Regions from separate parts of the Mus musculus genome. Here region 1 is linked to region 2. The links are chromatin loops, found by intact Hi-C in ENCODE. Cell type or tissue: gastrocnemius. All regions are shown on one strand. Each heading gives the region's core, and the rest is flanking DNA. Links, peaks and the distances in the headings are about the cores only.

Evidence for each region. Hi-C counts contacts between places; a loop is a spot of excess contacts. Peaks named below come from ENCODE experiments on the same cell type or tissue, not always from the same donor. Only the 100,000 strongest peaks of a DNase experiment are listed, where the experiment ranks them.
Region 1: it touches region 2 in a loop (2.3-fold over the local background); 4 of 42 quality-filtered maps call a loop at or near these places.

Annotation. Positions count from the first base shown.
Region 1 is chr1:176,836,416-176,846,960 of GRCm38, forward strand. Sdccag8 (serologically defined colon cancer antigen 8) reads left to right here. Exons shown (of 18, transcript NM_029756.3): 6 at 3,870-4,010; 7 at 8,409-8,473; 8 at 8,766-8,954. Among named protein-coding and RNA genes, the nearest start is that of Sdccag8, 27 kb to the left of the region's middle. In gastrocnemius, for the core only: no CTCF peak of the experiment used is centred there; no DNase peak of the experiment used is centred there.
Region 2 is chr1:176,788,765-176,799,309 of GRCm38, forward strand. It overlaps Cep170 (centrosomal protein 170), which reads right to left. Exons shown (of 20, transcript NM_001099637.2): 2 at 4,741-4,885; 3 at 3,772-3,861. The coding sequence starts at 4,845. Among named protein-coding and RNA genes, the nearest start is that of Cep170, 13 kb to the right of the region's middle. In gastrocnemius, for the core only: no CTCF peak of the experiment used is centred there; a DNase peak (open chromatin) is centred at 5,260; H3K27ac peaks cover 687 bases.

The DNA of each region.
Region 1 (10,545 bases), core at 3,326-8,325, 48 kb after region 2:
TGGTGGGCTTAATCAGTCACTACATGCAAACCCTAAACCGGCACCCTGGTGACCGGGGGCATTCGTATAAGAAAAGCATTGTGTGTGACTCTGTGTCCACTCAGATGCCACCCCCACCATGATCATAGAAAATCTGCTTAGGACACCAAAGATGAGAACTAGACACTACTCTCCTTTGTGTATAATCTTGTAGACACTTACTTGATTTTTTTTTCTTTTTTTACTTTTCAATTCTGAATGAGACAAAATGCTGGTGTATCTTTTAATACAGCTAGCAAACCAGAATAAGTTATGCTCGTTTTTTGTCTTGTTTTGTTTTTTTCAAAAAGGGAAGTAAACGAGAACCGTTGACTCCTCCGTTTATGGACTCACACACAGCAGCAGGAGTGATAAGCCCACAAGCTCTCTTTCCCGCCTCGGGAAATCTACACAGCCAAAAGCCACTTAGCCATAAATGACACTTGTCAGCCTTGAAGCATCCGAGATAACTAGCTGAGTAAAATGATCCTTTTTTGGAATTTAATGAAAAGGTTAACAGTACCCAATGAACCCACCCAAGTGATGACGTGGGAGGAGCGAAACCGAAATCTCTCTTGCTATATAAAGGACACTATTTTTTAAAAAATAATAATAAAAACAGCTCCCGCTCGCTCTCCTCTCTCCCTCCCTTCTCTCCCTCGCCTCTCTCTCCTCTCTATATTCTCTGTTCTTCATTGTGTACCAGTGTCCGTGAAAGACCGCAGTACCACTTACCTCAGATGAAGCCTGCGTGTTACGTCCTGTAACACCTTTCGTTTTGACATAAGATGGCTAGCCCGGGTGCATTATCTTGGTTCGGACTGCCATCTCTGCATTCACGCTGCACTTTTAGCCAGAGATGCAATAATCCCTACACTCAATACTACCTCTGAATGCTACAGTTAATTTACAGCCCTGCCCTTGTTACACGCTGCTAGACACAAGCCCTGCAAGAGAAAGGGGGGAAAAAAACCCACCAAAACCAAACCAAACCTTACTGGGTCGGCATCTCAGCCATCCCCAGTTCTCGACCATTCTTGTCTGTACTCTTACTCCGTCTCTGCAGGCTATGCATGTTTCTATGACTTTTTTTTTTTTAAAATTAAAATGTTACAAATGCTTGTGGCAGCTTTCCTGCTAGATTGTTACATTAATTTGAAACAGTTTTGAGTCAAGTTGCTCCTAGGTTCTTAAGGAGAATTTATTTTTCAGTGGCACTACTTTGTATCACACACACACACACACACACACACACACACACACACACATCTGTAGTGTTCAAATATAAGTCTCCAAGTTTGTACCTCAAATGAATTATTGAAACAAATGGACTTCCTGATTTGCAAGGAACTACCTCCACACTTCCAAAGGAACAAACTTGCAGCCTATATCGCTCATTGATTTCCTTCCCCCATGTTTGAAGGAGTTCAAACCTCACCTCTCCCTCATCGAAACTATTTTTTTGTAAAATACACTTGATAGAAACACAATTTTTTTACATACTTTTGCAAAAATAAATGAATTAAAATCAAGCCAACCTTCAAAGAAACTTGAAATTTTGCTACAACCAGCTCAGCCTTTTGCCTAATGCAATGAAAAAGGAAAAAAAATAGATTTCTAAGATTAGTTGCCTAGAAGAATATGCTTGACCGATATTTTTTCATGTATTTTACACAATGTGATTTTTGTAAAAAAATGTCTCAAGCAGATTTGTTTTGGACGCTTCTTGTGTAGAGTTTCTATGCCTTTCTCTCCTATTAAGTGTGCTGACTTTCCAGAGTGTTACCCACTGGGCCAGGAGGTGGTTTCTCATAGTGGCTTGTGTCAGTATAAGTTAATACTGAAGCCAAATGAAACAAACAAACAAACAAACAACCATGTCTCTTTCAGCTGTTTTCAGGGAGGTCACTTCAAAGGCCACGTGCCGCTCTGAGACTGGCAGATGGCTCACTGTCGTGAGTTGCCAAAGGAGCTATGGAGAGATTAAAACTCAACGTGACTATTAACAATGCATTAAATAATCAAATAAACAATGGCTTATAAATATCAGATTCTCATTCCAGGTCTTCGGATGTGCCTTACAGAAACCTCATTTTGGCCAGCTCATAAAAACTGAAGCAGTTTCTCGTGTTGGCCAGACTGGGCACACTGAGCAATTTCCATCTCTGATGAAGTTATTCCTTATTTCCTGTATGTTGTACAATCAAAACACACTACTACCTCTTAAGTCCCAGTATACCTCATTTTTCATACTGAAAAAAAAGAAAAAAAGAGAGAAAAAAAAGGCTTCTGTCCAATGGAACAGTGAGAACATCATAAAATTTTTATATATATAGTTTATTTTTATGGGAGATAAATTTTATAAGACTGTTTTTTACTGTTGTTGGTCACAGCTAAGTAAAACTGGACATCTAACTTCTCTACCATTTCTGTGAGCTAAGTATGTTTGCAGGAAAAACTTATCAAGACGATTAACTGCATCCAACCTTCTCCCTGTTCCTTTGTGCGCCCTCTGACTTATTTCTCTGTTCCTTGTGTAGAGTCGCTGTCTGTGATTGTGCTTGGATGGCTTGCTTGTGGCAATACCTTCTCTAGTGGATTATCACTGTCTGCACAATAAACATAACAGCCTCTGTGGGAAAAAAAACAGTGATGCAAACTGCCTGTGAATCTGTGAATGTTCTTGCAGGGTGGGGCTCCTCTCCCCACCCAGCTTCTTGGGAGGCTGCCCCTTTATGGAAGGGTTTGTTCATCTAAATGACACACTAGGACCACAACTTCTCCAGAAAACTAATTGAAATTTCTCATTGCTCTCAATGTCCAACATCCTCTCTTGTGAGTTGGTCCTAAGATACGAGGATTGCAGAGTCTTCAATGTCTTTTAAGAACTGAGCTTTTCTTGACTTGGAGCTATGATCCTGAAAACCTCAATTGCCACAAAAGCCAATGACTTTCAAGTTTTTGTCTAAAATAAAAGAATAATGGATTAGAGAAATGAAATACACAGATCACAGAGGGTCAGTTTTAGAGAAAAGTTTATTATAGCACAATGATGTGTTCACCAACCCAGAAATTCTCCAACCCCCTATCATATGGAATTTTAAGAAGGCTCCTTACATAGGCATGGTTGATTTGTTAATGACCAAACAAACCAGTATCCATTTGCAAGTCAGTCTCCAGCTCTCCTATCCTCAGAGAACAGGGAGGCCAAGAGTTTCCCCTTCTAACAAGATTTCTGGTAAACCCTGCCCCCCTTCATGAAGCCATGGAGGAACCCATGTCATCTAATTAGCATAAACGTCCCCATCACTCACGGTCATGAAGGTCTTAGGACCTCTTGTATTGACAGTTGTGCACTAATACCCAGTATCATACCAAACTATGGTCTTTTTCACTCTAAAATTGTCAGGAGTTTTGGAAGCACTATCAGGAATCCAGAGCGGAGAACACCCATGTCTCTCTCATTGTGTAAAAAGCATGAACATACTGCAGCCAGATAAATCCTTACAATTTATCCTTGGGGCTCTTAGCAAATTATATGAAGTACACAAAAAATGTCTAACATGTTTTCAACTATGATTATTAGCATCTATGGAATATGGAAAATATAAGACTGTCAGTTTCCAGAGTGTCTGTTTTCTGAGAATGTTGAATACACAGGCATCAGGCTTCTCTGTGGATATTTGCATTATTCCCTGCATATGTGGGCACTTGACCCTTTAATACCCACTGTCTAGCACAGCCTGTGTGTGCACATGTTCCGCATGGCTGGGAATCATGATTCCATTTATAGTCTGCATGTTTACTTAATGTTGAATATCAGCTGCAGCTAATGGCGTGTTTTATTTTAGGGAAACATGCAGAATTCTTGGATTATGACACGAGAAGATTCTAGGGTGGATGAAGCTGCAAAGAGACCATTTTCTCATGGTGATGCTGAAACTGGCAAAACTGCATCCACTGGTGATGCCAATAAATGGAAGCTGGAGCTGGTGAGTGTGGAGTGCTTCTGCACCTCTGTTTCTTCTCATCTCAGGTCGCTCTTCACCTTTGCCCTTCGGCCTTAGTCATTTCAGTCGCTCTCTGTTCCACTTGCTCAATCCAGTCTTGAACCCCTCCAATGGATTTGCCAAGTCTGTTATTGAGATTTTTCTGTTCTAGATTCTCGGTTCCCTTCTAAAACAGCCCCTGCTTTCTCCAGGTCTTAGCCTATGTTTCCCCTTGTTCTTTGGATGTACAGGAGGCAATTGCTTATAGCCTTTTCTTTAGTAAGTCTGATGTCTGGTTTCTCACAGATTGTTTTTTTTTTTTCTTTTTTCAATTTATCCTGTTCATGACCCTACACTTTTATCTCCTTTACTCCGCAAACTTTCCCAGACAGTTGAATATATTCTTATCTGTACTCCTTGTCTCCTGTTTTCACTGTAACACCTGAGAGCACATTCAGCCTGCTCATTTTACAGTTGCAAGTGATTTCTACCTAGTAATAGTTTTGATACCACATGGACCAGTTCGACATCCTCTTTCCCAACATTCTTCCTGCACAACGCAATTTGAGTTCATTAAAGTACTCAAAAGTTTACAGCCTAGTGATTTTCTCTGAAAGAGTACTCAGGAAATTTTGGATCAAGATTTTTTTTTCCATCCTTGTACATCCTTGCTGTGTTCCCTGCCACCCAGTGTCTCTGCACTCCATAGCTAATCAACATCCTGACTTCCATGAGCATTTGCCAAGAACACATTACTGAACATTCTACTTGAATGTGCGAATTAAGGGAAGCTTATATAGATGGAGCCTTACAACGGTATCCGTTCTTTAATTTAGCTCCCCTTTCTTTCTCCTTCTCCATCTTCCTTACCCCTTTTCTCTTTTAACTTTAGTTTGGCTTTTAGAGATAGGGTCTCATATTGCCCAGGGTGGCATTGAACTCACTGTGGTACCAAATTTGGCTTTGAACTCAATCCTCCTGCCTCTGCTTCTCAAGTGCTGGCATTACATGTATGTCCCAACCATTTGTCTTTGTTTCCTACCATTGCATTTCTAGATCTGTCCATGTTACTGCATGTAGCAAAAGAGTAGCAATTTTCATTGAGGAGCCACCAAATGAATGTACCATAAGTGACTTATCTAGTGCTGATGGATATTTGTTGTGCTTCTAGCTTGGTGCTTGTGTGAGTATTTCTGCAGAGAACATTCATTATGTCTGTGAGCATGCACCTCACACATTCTTGGTCTTAGGCTATGTTAGTGTTCGACTTGAATTGATTATCAATGGCTGTCTTCTACGAAGTGCTTTACCAGTTTATACCCTATACATGGTACAGGACTTATCCTGAAGTCCACACCCCTTTTTATACACTGTTGGCAGTTTTTCTAATGATCTTGTGTGTATTTGCTTGGGGTTTTTTGGGGTTTTTTTGTTTGTTTATTTTTTGGGTTTTTTTGTAATGAGTCTGTTTCGTACAAGGTCTCTCTAGGCTGGTCTGGAACTCATCATGAGCCCAGGCTACCCTTGAGCTTATAGCAAAGTATGCTGTATAGTGTTTCTGCTCCTTGATATATTATGTTTATTTGATATGTTGATTTGGGGAACACACACACACACACACACACACACATATACTTACACATGCTTTACTATGTGTAGTAAGTTTTGTAGTCTCACTAAGTATATCTTACTTTTTAATTCTCCTGGTAGCTAATTGCTTGCTTTAGTTACAAAGATTTCATTGTTTATTCGTTGTATAGTGCTTTCTGTATTTTTTTTTTATGGTTTTAGAGCTTTATTGTAGAAAGGCAGGGAGAAAGGAGAGAAGGTAGAAAGAGAGAGGGAGAGGCCGGCCATGGTCACATGGAGAGAAGGGGGAAGGGAAAGAGAGAAAGAGAGCTAGAGAGTAAGGAATGTGAGAGCTTAAGAGTGTGCGCTTTCTGTACCTTAAAAAGTCCCTTTCTTCCTGACACAGGATATTTTCCTAAAGTATTTTCTGGAGTGTTTAGCTCTGCCTTTTACATTTAGATATACAATCTGCCTGGAATTCATCTTGGTATGTGATATGAAGCACACAGATTATGTTTTGGTTTTGTCTAGTGTGTTTATCGATATATTAGAGTTCTATTTATTGAAAAGGTAGTCTTGTGCCCTCATGATTTACATGTTGTGTTTTGTGCCTGTGGTTTTAAGGGTTCAACCCAACAGCCTGCACATGTGAGGTGAGCAAGCACACACCTGGGAACCTCCCCTGCATCTCAGCACCTTTTCCATGGCTTACAAGTGTTCTGTTTCTCTATGTGTTTCATTGTGCGCATACTAAACTGTCTTGATTATTATAGCCTGAATTGTAGACCATGTCACATAGAATGTTACTCTTTTTCCAAAAGAGTATCTTTACTATTTTGGCCTTTTGCATTTCCAAATACATTGTAGAGTTTGATTTAGATTGTCTTTCTAAAGTATATGTTATTTGGGAATTAATGGCCTTATAATACCATTTCACCCATCCTTGTGAACTCCATACAACTTCATGTATTTAAGTTATCTTTAACGTTCATTAGGCTTTTTTTTTTCTTTGAGATTATGGGAATCAAAACTTGGGCCAAGTACCACTAGGCAAAGCACTACATTGCTGAGTTGCATCCCTGGCCTTTGGCTTTCTTGAAACAGGATCTTTCAGCATATCTCAGGATGCTCTGGACCTGGTCTATTTCAGGGATGCCTAGAATCTAGGGCCTAGAACTCCTGACCATCCTGCCTGTGCCTCTGCAGTGCAGTGGATATGGAGTATACCCCATGCTCGGCTATGTTTAGGTTCTGAGGAAAGGATTCAAATACCCTTCATTAGAATCAGTCCTTAGTTGGTATGGATGCTATCATAAATATAATATTTATTTTCATATTTCATTTCTGAACTCCTCACATGATTTTTAAAAAGCTTACAGATTTTTTACTAAGTCATACAGCTTTAAAAACTAGCATTAGAATGGTGGGATTTCTCTTCTTCTATCCTTTACTTTTAACCTGTTTGTGTCTTACTAGCCGAGGGTGGTTTCCTTTAGAAGCACACAGCTGGGTTCTGGCTCTCAGCCACTCTGGTGTTAGTTTTATAATGTAGTATCTATGCCATTGTTAATTAATGGGACTATTCATACCATTGGTTTTCACTCAACGTGGTCATCTTGATTTTTGAGTTCTTTTTATGGTCCTATTGTTTGTTCTCTGTGTCACTGCTTGAATTATTTTGGGGGTTTCTTTGCTCTCTTTCCTGGGTCTGAAATCGTATTTCTCACTGGCACTCACTTATCACTCAGTTCAGGAACCTAGATGAGTTTTGTCATTTTCTGTCTCAGATCTAATCAGTTATGAACTTCCATCCTCCTGACTCTTGAATATCTCAACACTACAAACTTACTTTTCAGTATTTATCACTGGGTTGTCTTCACGGTCTGACCTACCTATGCATCTGCAATTAGTTCTTTATAAACAGTGTTTCCCCGCCCCCGTTATTCTGATGCTACACTCAATCTGCTAAGTTTCCAGTGCATGTCCAGTGCCTCAGCTACATGGGTTGGATAAACAGATGTCTTAGCATTTACCCTCTTCCCGTGTCCCACACTTTCCTGTCTCTCCCACGTCCAGCTGCTCTTGTCGTAGCTCTTTACTGTCTGGTGATCCAGTCAGGCTGCCCAAAGATACGGTGTGATGTGATAGCTTCAGATTCTCTCCTGGAAATCCTCCTTCATGCCTTAACTCCTGCTCTAAGAAGCCTATTTTTTTTAACTGGATTAGAAAGCTTTGCCTTTATAACTCTGCTTTCCTCCTGTTCATCTCACAGAGACTCATGTGCCACTCTGTTCCTTACAAGAGTATAGACTCTTGCTGAGGTTTGAGGTACCTTTGTGTAGATTCCTAAAAAGTACCTGTTTAATGGTAGATTGCACAGAGAGTCAGCTTACAGATGGGCTGTCCATTTGACTTATCATGGTAGGCACTAAACTTTTAACCTTCCTATTCAAAGTATGTATATATTGCACGCCAAACATATTTCACTTACAAAGAGGAATTCTGATAAGTTTGAGATTTACCATTATGAGACTACTAAGTGACAATCAACTTTCTGCAAAGTTCACACTTTTAACGGTAAGACTTGGTATAATATGCATAGTTTTAAAAGAAAATAAGAATGGTAGGCAGTCACTATTTTGGGACCCAATGGCTCTGTATTGGCGTTCACCTAATAGTCAGAACAGCAGAGTGGAGTGAGCTAGTGCACGCACTCCTGAAGCCTGGATCTCCCTGTGGGCGAGAGAGAAAAACTTGAGTTACTATTTAGAATTTAAATTTTTTATGAAAACAAGACATGGCAAAAATGTGCTTTCCTGCCTTGTTCTGCAGGAGAGGCTGAAACTCACATACGAGGCGAAGACTGACCTTCTGGAATCTCAGCTGATGCTTCTGAGGTAAATGAATCATCTATTTCCAGACACATCAAAAGGGTGGGGATCTTAAGGTAGACTTTAGCAGTTGATGAACAATAGATGCAATCAAAATTAGAATTACTTGATAGCACTTCACAATGTAGTACAAAAAAAAATAAGGCAATCAGTCCTGTGCTTCAAGGTTATGGTAAGAGTTAATAAGGTACATATGTTAGGTGTCTCCTGTGCTCAACACTATGCATGGCGGTGACGATACTCTCTGTACTTGTACTGTTTCCTGGACTTAGCCTACAATTTTTTCACTTTCTTTTAGGAAAGACTTAGCTGAATACCAGAAAACCTGTGAGGATCTTAAGGAAAGATTGAAGCATAAAGAGTCTCTTCTGGCTGCGAGTGCATCCAGCCGTGTGGGTGGCCTCTGTTTGAAATGTGCTCAGCATGAAGCTGTTCTTTCCCAGACACACAGCAACGTGCACATCCAGACCATCGAGAGGCTGACTAAGTAAGTGTGCCTTGTGTCCGGATCTTTGGCCACGGAGGACATTGTATCTATAAGGGCATGTGTCCTTTGATCTGATGGGGAGTCACATACAGTTAACTTCAACTCCCAATAAACCAGAGTTTAGATGGTCCCTTCTCTGTAGCTTTCATGAAGAAAGAGTGGCGAAGGTCGGGTCCGCCAGCCATGGGGAAACGTCTTAGTTCAAATCTCATTTGAGGTAAGAGGATTGAAATAGGTAATCCTCATGGGTCACGCAGTTCAGTGACTGCAGTCTCAACAGCCTTCTTCACAAGATGGGTGTGACTGCACCTCTTTAGATTGCGTCGTGTCTTGGATTTACAGTGTGGTTTAGGCAGAATGGGCTATCAGCACATCTTCTTCACGTGCCTGTTGCAGAGCATATTCTGATGTCACAGGAAGAGGATGCAGCTGTCACAGCATCAGCAGAGGAAGGCTGACTAGGGGGTGATTACAAAGAAGCTATGTTCAAATTCTTGCCCAGGCTGAAATACCACAGGCCCCCATGTGCATTTCGTGATCTAGTTTCACTCTCCTGAAGGAAGTCTTTTCTCTTCTGTAAAATTTCATTCAGTAGAAATTGAAAATTATTGGTTATTATAAAATCCAGTGCTGTTTTGCAGTCTGTGCTTTCCTATGCTCATTAGTCTTGACCCATCTCTGTCTGCTGTGCTCATCTCAGAAGCTCAAACTGCATTTATTTCCAAGTTATTCCCTCACTAAGTCCCACCCAGTAGGTCCTCAACTGACTTCATGCTTTCCTCTGAATCTTTAGAATACATCATGTCCACTTGAGAGCCACACTGAGGTCTTGTTTATTGCTTCAGCTCTGGGTCCTGCCAGAGTCCCTGGCCTTGTTGTTCACTCAGTGTTCATGTTCTGACTGGTAAGTCAGAGATCCCATAGGCAGAATTGATATACAAACATGGAATGACTGATCATTAAAGGCAGGCAGATATTCTTTACAACAACTTGCTTTATTGCTCTGAATGGAGTTTTCTATTCTGCTATTTTCTGGGAAAATATACAAAGGCATCTTTACCTTATGAACAGGAGCACTGAGCTTTGACACAGACTGCCTTGGATGCATAGTCTAGTTCTTCCACTGTTTGCTGTGTAATTTCACTGGGGTTGTCTAGCCTTTCTGGGTCTCTGTCTTCTCACTTTTAGAGCATATGAGGTGTTTGGGACAGTAGTTGAGATGATATCTATACAGTGCTTCTTTGTAAATGCTCAGCGTTCTTCTGCTGAGCAGTATCTACATACTAAACACCAGAGCCTCTGCACTTCACAGAGCATAAGAAGGTTTGATGTTTCTGCCAACGGTGACTTCCACACACGATTAATGTACTGACTGCTGTACAAAACCCAACTTGCCAGTAGGGATGACTGGTAGCTGATGGCCTTGATTTTGCTAAGTATGTTGTGAGTTATTATTAAAGCTTTTACATATATTCAATAAAACACACACATGCACGCACACACACATGCACACACACACACACACACACATATAATATTTTTCCTACCCAAATAATAGTGAGTGTTATTTGACCAGGCCTGAGCTAGGTAA
Region 2 (10,545 bases), core at 3,350-8,349:
CCAAAAAAGCTCATTCCAAGGAAAAAGAAACACTATTTAAAACATTTTATTTATTTACTTATTTATGGAGAGAGAGAGAACGCGCGCGCGCACACACACACACACACACACACACACACACACACACTGTACAACACTATATGAGGAGGCCAGGGCAATTTGCTGGAATTAGTTCTCTACCCACCAGTTTTGAGAGTTAAAACTCAGCTCATCACGCTTACCAGCAAGCATCTTTAACTGCTAGGTCATCTTGTGGGCTACTTTACAACTGTCATAATGGTTCTTTGGATCTTTTTTAAAGTTAAGATACATTATGGTGTTTTAGTGAATGGATCCTTCTATATATTGGAATTCTGCTATATCCTCGTCATGATGTTTTATCTTTACTCAATTGTTTGTAACAATGCTGAAAAATCACCGAAATATCAAGACAAATAGCAGAATTACTTAGAACAGCTATCCAAGAGAAATATGTCACAATTTCCCAAACAATATACACTACTTAATAATTTTTTGTAGGCTTGTAACAAGAATTGAAATTAATTTTGATAATGCATTTTAAATTTAATCCAGTATACTAAAAAGTAACTATCTCAAGAAGTAAAAATTAGTAAGGTATTTCGTGTGTGTGTGTGTGTGTGTGTGTGCGCGTGAAGCCATTGGAATTTAGACTAGTCACATCTCAAGTATTCAGTGGTCACTAATGGTAGTGAAAGGCCCGGACACAGAACACAGCGGCAGAGACATAAGTCATCCCGCTGTCATCCTGCAGTTTCTTACTGCAATGTCTGACGTACTGCATCAGCTTTCCAAGAAGACATCTGGAGATATTATCTTTTAAGGTTTTTTTTTTTTTTTCTTTTTCCTTTTTCTTTTGGTTATGCTATCAGAGGACATTGATACTGTTAGGCTGAAAACATTCAGCTATAGATATAGATGCAAACAGACAGGAAAAAACAAACAAACCAAAAAAGCAAAACTCAATCATACAGTGAAGAGACTGGAGCACTGTAGAATATGACAATAATGACATAATCACAGTATCCACAAAATTATCATTCTGTTTCTCCAGGAAATGAGGACAATTCTAGCTCACTTTTCTTTTACCCAGAATCAATGAGAAAAGAGTATTTCTAAGGACAAAAAGAAACTAGGATGCTTTCATTCTGTCAGTCAGATTCATTCAATGAGAAGGAACATGCGGTATTTCCGAAAAACATAAGTAATTTTTGTGTGTGTGTGTGTGTTGGGGGGGTGCATGACTGTACACACATATCAGTGCTCCTGTTTGTGGAAGCCAGAGGTCAACTTCAGACAGTGTTCTTCACCATCTATCTATCTTGTTTTTTGAGGCAGAGTGTCTCACTGGGACCTGGGGCTTGCCAGTTTGGCTAGGTTTTCTGGCCAGCAAGTACTGGGAATCACCTGCCTTCATTCCCCAGCACTGGAATTACAAACATGCAGGTAATCACACCCAACATTTTATGTCTTCTGGGTATTGAACCCATGTTCTCATGGAACTCTAGTCTGAAAAAAAGGGAAACGACAGGCCTAGGCTAGAATGTAGGCTGTGTACAGTAGCACAGTAACAAAGCCAGGAGTGGGATGGTAGGGTGCAGGGGCAAGTGCTCAGTGGAGGGAGGAGGCAGGAGGACTGACGACAGCAAATAAGGGTCTCACAGAAAAGCTTCAACAAGCTCCCAGCAATGTGGGCCACCAAAATCCAGCAAGAAAACTAGTTTCAATTTTCTCTGCTTTATTTAGTAACATTTTTGGTGGTAAAAACATATATTCAGGTCCCTTGGGAATATTTGTGATGGGGTAAAAGGAGCAAGAATGCTAGTAATATTTTGAGGTTCAGTTTAGAGAGTGTAGTGACTTGAATAAGCTAAGACAGAGGGTTAAATATGTTTCTTAAATATAAAATAATGAGGGCAAGAGAGACAGCTCAGTGGGTAAGAGCACCTGCTGCTCTTATAGAGGACTAGTTAGATCCAGCAACACACATCCAACAACTTAAACAACTTCAACTTCAGCGCTAGAGGATGCAAAGCTTTCTTCAGGCCTCTGTGAGTACCCTCACTCACATTCACATGTCCACACACACATCTACATAAGTTAGAAATAAACAGTTAAAAAACAACGCATGTGCAACAATGGATTTGTTGAAAAGTACATAGGTTCCTAAGTAGTAAAATTGTCTTAGCTATCTTTTTAAAATAACTAAATCATAATATTAAATGAATACTTTTTGAATATTTATATTGCGTATTGGTTTAGATGTTTAAAATGATTTACTTATTTTCATCTTTTCAACAAACCGTAAGGTATAATTTTATTTCTATTTTCAAAAACCGAGGAATACAGAGGTTAATTTTCCCAAGGTTATACCACTTGCTATAATTAAAACTGGGCTCACAAATAGCACTTCACTGTTTCCCCTAGTTCTGACATTAATCTTTATTTTGATGTTGAAAATTCTGGAATTACAATAGTATCAAAAGTATACTGAACCAGAGAGATAAAGAGCATTGGAGCCTCTTCTAGAAGAGGCAGGTTCCATTCCCAGCACTCAAGTGCCACAAGAGCCTCCAGAGCCACAGGAAAACTGAGAAGCTGAAACAATTCAGTACACCTGTGATTATTTTCATTCTGTAAAATGTAGAAACATGGGGATCCACCCCATAAACAACCACCAAACCCAGACACTAGGCAGATGCCAACAAGAGCCTATTGACAGGAGCCTGATATAGCTGTCTCCTGCGAGCCTCTGCCAGTGCCTGGCAAATACAGAAGTGGATACTCACAGTCATCCATTGGACGGAGCACAGGATCCCCAATGAAGGAGCCAGTGAAATACCCAGGGAGCTGAAGGGGACTGAAGCCCCATAGAAGGAACATCAATATGAACTAACCAGTACCCCCAGAGCTCCTTGGAACTATACCACCAATCAAAGAAAACACATGGTGGGACTTGTGGCTCTAGCTATATTTGTAGCAGAGGATGGCCTAGCCGGTCATCAATGGGAGGAGAGGCACTTGGTCCTGTGAAGGTTCTATGCCCCAGTGTAGGGGAAGGCCAGGGCCAGGAATGGGAGTGGGTGGGTGGGGAGGAGGGGGAGGGGCTAGGGAGGCTTTGGAGGGGAAACTAGGAAAGGGCATAACATTTGAAATGTAAATAAAAATATTCAATAAAAAAAGAAAAAAGGAATGAATTAAGTCCAAAAAAATGTGAAAACATCAGATAGAAATAATAAAAAAAAAAATCTACTACAATTACAAAATATACCTACAAAGACAAAAAGAAAGTAGCAAGACTGAATCCTAGTGTTCAGATAAAGTAGTATGTGTGTTAAAGTAAATGGTTAAATCTCTTGGTTTTGCCCCAGCCCTAGACTATAGGAGGTCCTCCAGGATTTGGCACCCAATCTACCTTTTCATTCTTACTTTATAAAACCGAGAACATATCTCTTGTGCCCAAAGGTACTTTCTACCTTCTTACTGCCAGGACCTTTTTCTGTTCCCCCACACATTAACTGCAGGCACATGTGGAGGCTAAGCTTCAGTCTCATCTTAGGGAAATCTTTATCACAGGTCACATAATTAAATGCCTTTCTCATTTCCTCTATTTGTCCCTTCAGCTGCTGCTACATGTGACTTCAATGTACTAGGAGGGAAACACAATCTAAAGAAAAAGGAAAGCAGACAAACAAGTACTGAAACTTTATTAACATTAATCAAATATTCAAAAAAAAGTACTGGCTAACTTACCCCATTTAGGCTGCCTAAATCTTTCACCAAATGTTCATCCATAGATGCATCATAATTGATTACTGCATGTTGTTTATCCACACTTCGGGACTAAAAGAAAAAAAAATTAAGCTAAATTTTAAATTAGCTTAAAATTAAACTACAAAAAAATACTAAAGTAACAAAAAAGATTTTTAATTATACATACAATGTTAATAGATAGCTGATAAATAGAGGGATAAATCAAAAACATAGATTAAATGAAATTTAAATTGGTTATGATACAGAATAAGTTTGGCATTATTTCCGAATAAGGAAAGTACCTAAATATTTAAAATACTCTTTGTATTATATCCATACTTCTTTAAATTCTGAGAGAATTTAAATTCACTTATTTTGTTGAGTGTATAAAGGTGCATATTGTTTAAAAATTGTGAAATTGATACTCAGATATCCAGTGAATTATTTTCTAATGGTTTACCTATCATATTGTTAAAAACTGCTACCTTGTAGGTAGGATTTCTTTTTTTATTATTGAATATTACAACACAAATTGCACAAGGAACCCAAAGACTTAGATGATAAAAAGGAACATAATGTGTCACGTTATAAACAAAATTATCACTTAAAATGTGAATTTTAAAACTGGAATTTTTAAGAAACTACTTTTCCCCCCACAAATACAGGTGAGTATACCTATATGTACATCTCTCTCTCTCTTTCTCTCTCTCTCTCTCTCTCTCACACACACACACACACACACACACTTCTCTACTCTAAGTTCTCATTTTTTAAAAAAATAATCCTCAAAACACAGAATTTACTGTAAATGATACTAGGATGAAAATTAATCAAACTGACATGAGAGTTAGGTTAGCAAGAAAATGTAAGTCTGAATGTAAGAAGTCTACGTGACCTCCAGCTGAATGTTCTGGCTCTAGGAGGAGAGTACCAAGCTGAGTACTTGCTTAGAGAAGGCGGATACATCACCTGAAGCATGAGCTCACAGTCGTCTCTTCCAACGAAAATCATTTCTCGTGGCAGCCTGTGGCGAGTGCCTCCACTGCTCACCAAAAACCAGGATGTTAGGCTCATTTCTGCTTAGCTTCTGAATCCTTAGCAAAGCTACATTATCCTGCAAATGTGAACAAGAACACGTTACAAACCCTTCAGTATCCAGTCACCAGCCCTGGAAGTAGGCCTCACACAGAACTGCCCTCAACCTTTTCACCCAATATACCACACTCTCATCAGTGTCAGAATCTAGAAAACTCCAGAGTACAGTTAAAAGGAAAGATTGAAGGTAAATAAAAAGGAGATCAATTATTAGTAATTTTTATTACAATTCTAAAAATATCACTACCCATGTCAACAGAAAAGTCTTTAAATATTAGGATACTACTAAGCTCAGACAGAATTCATTATCTCAAATTATATCCTTGGATGTGAGGGTGATCTGGCTGTGACATCTGTCACCTCATTGATCGCCAGGGTTGATTTGGCTGATCTGGCTGGCTAGGCAGGTGTCCCCTTCCTCCCTCACCAGCTAGGTCGAAGAGGATGGCCCTCCCCGAACAGAGGAGGACCAGTCCTCTGTCAAAGATATATGAGTGGCTGTGCTACCCTGCTAGAACCTCCAAACAAGCTCTCAAATTAGATCCTTGACACCTAAAATTTTATCACTGAAATTAAAATCCTGTCACTTTTTCTTGAGGTTCATTTTGACAAATGTTCTACTTAGCAATCTGCCAATCACTGAAGTACAACTGATGTTTTATGAAAGCATGGGCCTAATTCAGCTTACAAGTCACACAGTGACCCAGCTCATTTTCTTGGAGACAGCCATTGTAGTCTGGCACCGAGTGTAAGCGCTCTATAAGTACTTTCCTCTACTCCTGCAGAACACTACGAAAGTGTGACTTCAAAGTCCACTCTTAACAAAGTCACTCACTGTTACCATTTTGTGAGATAGTATTAGGTAAAGTTAGTGGATTTTTAAAATTGTTTTTAATGCAGATGTACAGCATACAGTCTGGTTCACTGCCTTGATCTGTGCTACTGAGCTACCATAGTTGTTTTTGTATCATGTATGCTAATAGAAATGCAACAAGAGGCAGAAAAGATTGCCTTCAGGGACAGACACCCAAGGACCTGTAGACTGAGCTTTGAACGATTACTGTCCTATGGGCTATGGCATAGTCAGTAACAATCTCAGACTCTGAGTCAGTTAGATTAAGTCTGAATCCTATTTTACTATTTTTACTCTGCATGGCCACAGGCACCGTAAAAGTGTCATGCTCCTTAGCTTCCTCTCCTACTTAGTGTCATGATGCCATCTACTCAAGTTTTGTCTTGGGAATCCAAAGATTATGTTCAGCTTTTCCTAAGATGTATACTGTGCTGCTCTTAACTAGAAAGTAAACTTTACTATCATGGGATGAAGTATTCTACAATAAAATAGATGTATATGCTAAAGGCAACAGTGTCCAATGTCCTGGTAAGAACTCTGTATGTTTTATGTTAAATGTGACTGTCTTAATTTGGTTTTTGTTTCTGTGATAAAATAGCATAATGAAAAGCAATTTGGGTAGGGAAGGGTTTATGTGGCTTATAGGCTGCAGGGTATCATTGGAGAAAGCCAAGGCAGGGACTCAGGGAAAAACAATGGAGCAGGAACGGAAGCAAAGGCCACTGGGGGCTATACCATCCTGGCTTGTTGAGTTTGCTTTCCTATGCAGTCCAGGGCCACTCTCCCGGGGGTGGACAGTGGGATAGGCCCTCCCATATCTGTTCCTCATCAAGAAAATGCCTCACAGCTGGTCTACAGGCCAGTTTGAGGAATTCATTTTCTCAAATGTGGTTCTCTCTTCCTAAGTGACCTTAATTTGTGTCAAGCTGACAAAAATAACCCACAGTCATCTACACATACCTGGCACACACAACTTTTACCACAATAAACAAATAACTTTGTGTGAAGCTAAAACAAGTCTTTTTTACTTTCTCAGCTTATTTAATCAGTTTGTCTGGTTTATGTGGCTTATTAAGTCTCCCACGTCAACCAACTATTTAATACAGATGATCTTAGTCTTACATACACTTTCTGTCAAATTGGAGTTGCAGCATTTCTTTCTCTATTTTAGAATACAGTCTCCACGGTCAAGTCAATAGAGAACCAGAACTAAAGGAAAAATTCTGTAAATATATTATATAATTTACGCACTCCATTTACACAGAAGAACAATTTTAAAACATAGTAAGTAGGTCAATAGTTGCAAATTTTTTCAAGGGAGCAAAAATGAAAACTGCTGTAAGATATAGTCAAAGAAAATCCATTCATCTTAAACAGGGCAATCTAAACACAAGAACCACACATGGTCAAAAAGAACAACTTCTTAATGTAGAAAAAAAATCAGTTTAAACAAATATCATTCATATGCTATAAAGCATCCTCTAACTTTCATTTGCTATAAGACAGCCTTTAAATATTTATAGAGCACAACACATAATACTGTGACTATATAACATGTAATTTTATATATAAATGTACTTATATAATTATAATTACATAAAATAATATTTTAACTATAATAGCTTTTTACAAATCTTATTTGGCTTTTCATGAAGCTTAAAATTAGAAAATACACATTTCCTAAAATGAAATAAAAATATAATATTTAATATGCAGGGTATTACATTCCCTTTTGGGCTAAGGCAGTGGTCTTGAGTCCACTCAGTATCGTTTCTTCTTAGAAATGCAATGTAATACAAAGCCACATTCTCTGTTTTTCTACAGGGATCTCTAAGACAGCTTTCCCATCATTTCCTCAGGTACTCTTTTTTCAAGTGTATATGTATTTGTGGTATATTTCTGTTTGCAGGTATGTGGCAAGAGAAGATGAAAAGACCAGAGATTGACAATGGGTATCTTCCTGATCCAGCTAGTCCAGCTAGACAGAAAATACACTGCATCAGGGACCTCAGGCCTATACCTTCTGAGTGCTGGGATTACAAATAAGTCATCTATGTGGGCTCCCAAGCAATTCCAAAATAGGCAACAGACTCAAACAGGTATTTCTTAAAAGAAGACATGTAAGTGGCCAGCAGTAAACATCAGGGAAATGGAAGACAAAACCACAATGAACTATGGCCTTATAGGTACTATCCAAACACCCTAAAAGATAACAAGTGCTGGTAGGAACTCAAATGAGAATGTAAATTAGCACAGCTACTATAAAAGTCATTCTGGAAATTCCTAAAAATTAAAACAAAAATAGAGCCACTGTATGATGCTGCAGCCCTATTCACGGGTATATACAAAGGAGGTAGATATAATGAGGGAAACATTTGCATTCCCAAGTGTATTGCAGCACTAACCTCAACAGCCAAGAAACCAAGCAAAGTGTCCATATACTCATGAAGGCAATATGCTTCAACCATAATAAAGCACGAAATTCTGCCATTCGATACAGCACTGATGAAAATGGGGACTCTCAGGTTAAATGAAATAAGCTAGGCACAGAAAAAGGAAATAACATAAAACCTCACAGGTATGTACAATTCGAAAATGTTGCTGTCATAGAAATTCAGAGTATAATGGTAGTATCTGGGAATGGCTAGGAGAGGGAGGATGAGGAGAGGCTGGTGACCAATGATCAACTTATTTATAGTTCAGTAGAAGCAAAGCTCTGCTATTGCATATGTGACTGTAGATAGTATACAATGGATCCCAAAACATTAGAAAAAGAGTTAATAATGAGACAGACAAGTTCAACTCATTTAAATGCTAAACCAAGTATACATGTACTAAAAAAAAAAAAAAAAAAAAAAAAAAAAAAAGATACACTTAAATATATACACACACACCTATTGAGCCACCTACCAAATCCAGGGTTGCTAGGGGAAACAAACAAGAGAATCTTGCCTCAGGGAACTAAATCCTGTAGAGAATGCTGGGAAGTTAGATGGAAACAGGAAGCTGTTCTTATTCCAGACTAGAATGGGGACATGAGATGATCTCACCTATGCCAGTAGAAGGTCATACAGTTTCTTCATCTCTAGGTTCTAGTCTAGAACAACCTTTCACCCACTGTAATTGTTTTGGCAACCTTCCTCCCTTCTTCCCACCATTGCCCACTTCACCCCTCTCTCTGTAAGAGATCAAATCTAATATAATGCAGAGGGTATTTTTAATGAATAAAGGACAACTCCACTAGAATTCTTGGCTTACAGGTAACCTGGAACTCTCTAGGGTCACCTAACCTGTTTCTGAGTAAATCTGGCCCTTATTTCCCAGTTATGCTCCTCTTTAGCAATCTTTTACAGCTTATCTTCTTGTCACACAGGGCTTGGCTTTTCAGCAGTTACAACAGTTTAGCATTCCAACATTTAGAGGCTAGCAGGTGTAAACCTACCTAGCACCACAGTCACACCTTCACCTTCCTAGACTAGTTTTAAAATTGGACTTTACTGTGGGAACAGTTCATTTTTGCATCCAAACAGATGAATGCAAAGAAAATGTGGTACATATATACAATGCAATTTTATTCAACCATAAAAAATAAAACCATATCCTTCCTAAGAAAATGAATATAGTTGGAAATTATTATATTAAGGAAATTATTATATTAAGTGACCCAGACGCAGCAAAAAATATCTCACCTTTTCTGTCATATGTGGATTCTGGGGTTTAATTTTTTGAGTGTGTAGGTGGCTCATAAGACTAGGAGAGGACTATGAAGTGGAGAGGAGTCTTCAGGAGAAGAGGAAAAGCGGTTACTAGAGTATATGTTAAAAATGTGGAATGGGATCTAATGGTTAGAGAAAGATAAAGAAAGAGCAGGGGTGGAGGAGGGAAGTAAAGAACGATAAAGAAAGCCGGGCGTGGTGGCGCACGCCTTTAATCCCAGCACTTGGGAGGCAGAGGCAGGCGGATTTCTGAGTTCGAGGTCAGCTTGGTCTACAGAGTGAGTTCCAGGACAGCCAGGTCTACACAGAGAAATCCTGTCTCGAAAAACAAACAAACAAACAAACAAAAAACCAACCAAACAAAAAAAAAAGATAAAGAAAAAGAGGTGTGTATGAAAATGCCAGAGGGAAACCCAACTGTATTGTTATTTTAAACATACATTTTTCGAAGTGCTGCTTGTAGTTACATGTAACTCAACTGAGAACTGATGTCAAGAGGGATCTGAGGGATGTAAATTATAATGGAGTTTTGAGATAGACAATGGCATTGCTACAGTACTAGGAAACAGTGCATTGCATAATCCATGCCAAAAAAACTTGCTTCCTTACATTATATACCTAGTGTATAATTAATGCATGGAATTACTTGAACTAGGTCACATGTTAAGGATAGTCCATCCTTATGCTCTGCAATCAGCTGGCTGATTCATCACCAGATGGCTTTACACAGAATAAGGTTCATCTTACCCTATAATCTCTGCTATTGCAGAGAAATAAATAGCTGGCTTCACAATAGGACTATCACTCTTCAGAGTGGAAAGGGCTTTTCTCTAACCTTATTTGATGATCAAATATCATTTGACAACTCTTTTTTTTTCAAGTTACCAGGAAGTATGAGAGATAATGACCTCTAAAGATTTGACTCACTGCCTAACTGTTTCCAGAGTATGTTTTTTCTAATAAAATAAGTGAAACTTTAAACAAAGAGGAATAAAGTGCTGCAGGATATGTTATCACACTGTGAACCCTGAAATTGTGTTATTTACTGGAGAAACCTGTTTTGAGTTGTGGTATGGCTCAGCCTCAGCACACACCTTTAATTCAAAGGCT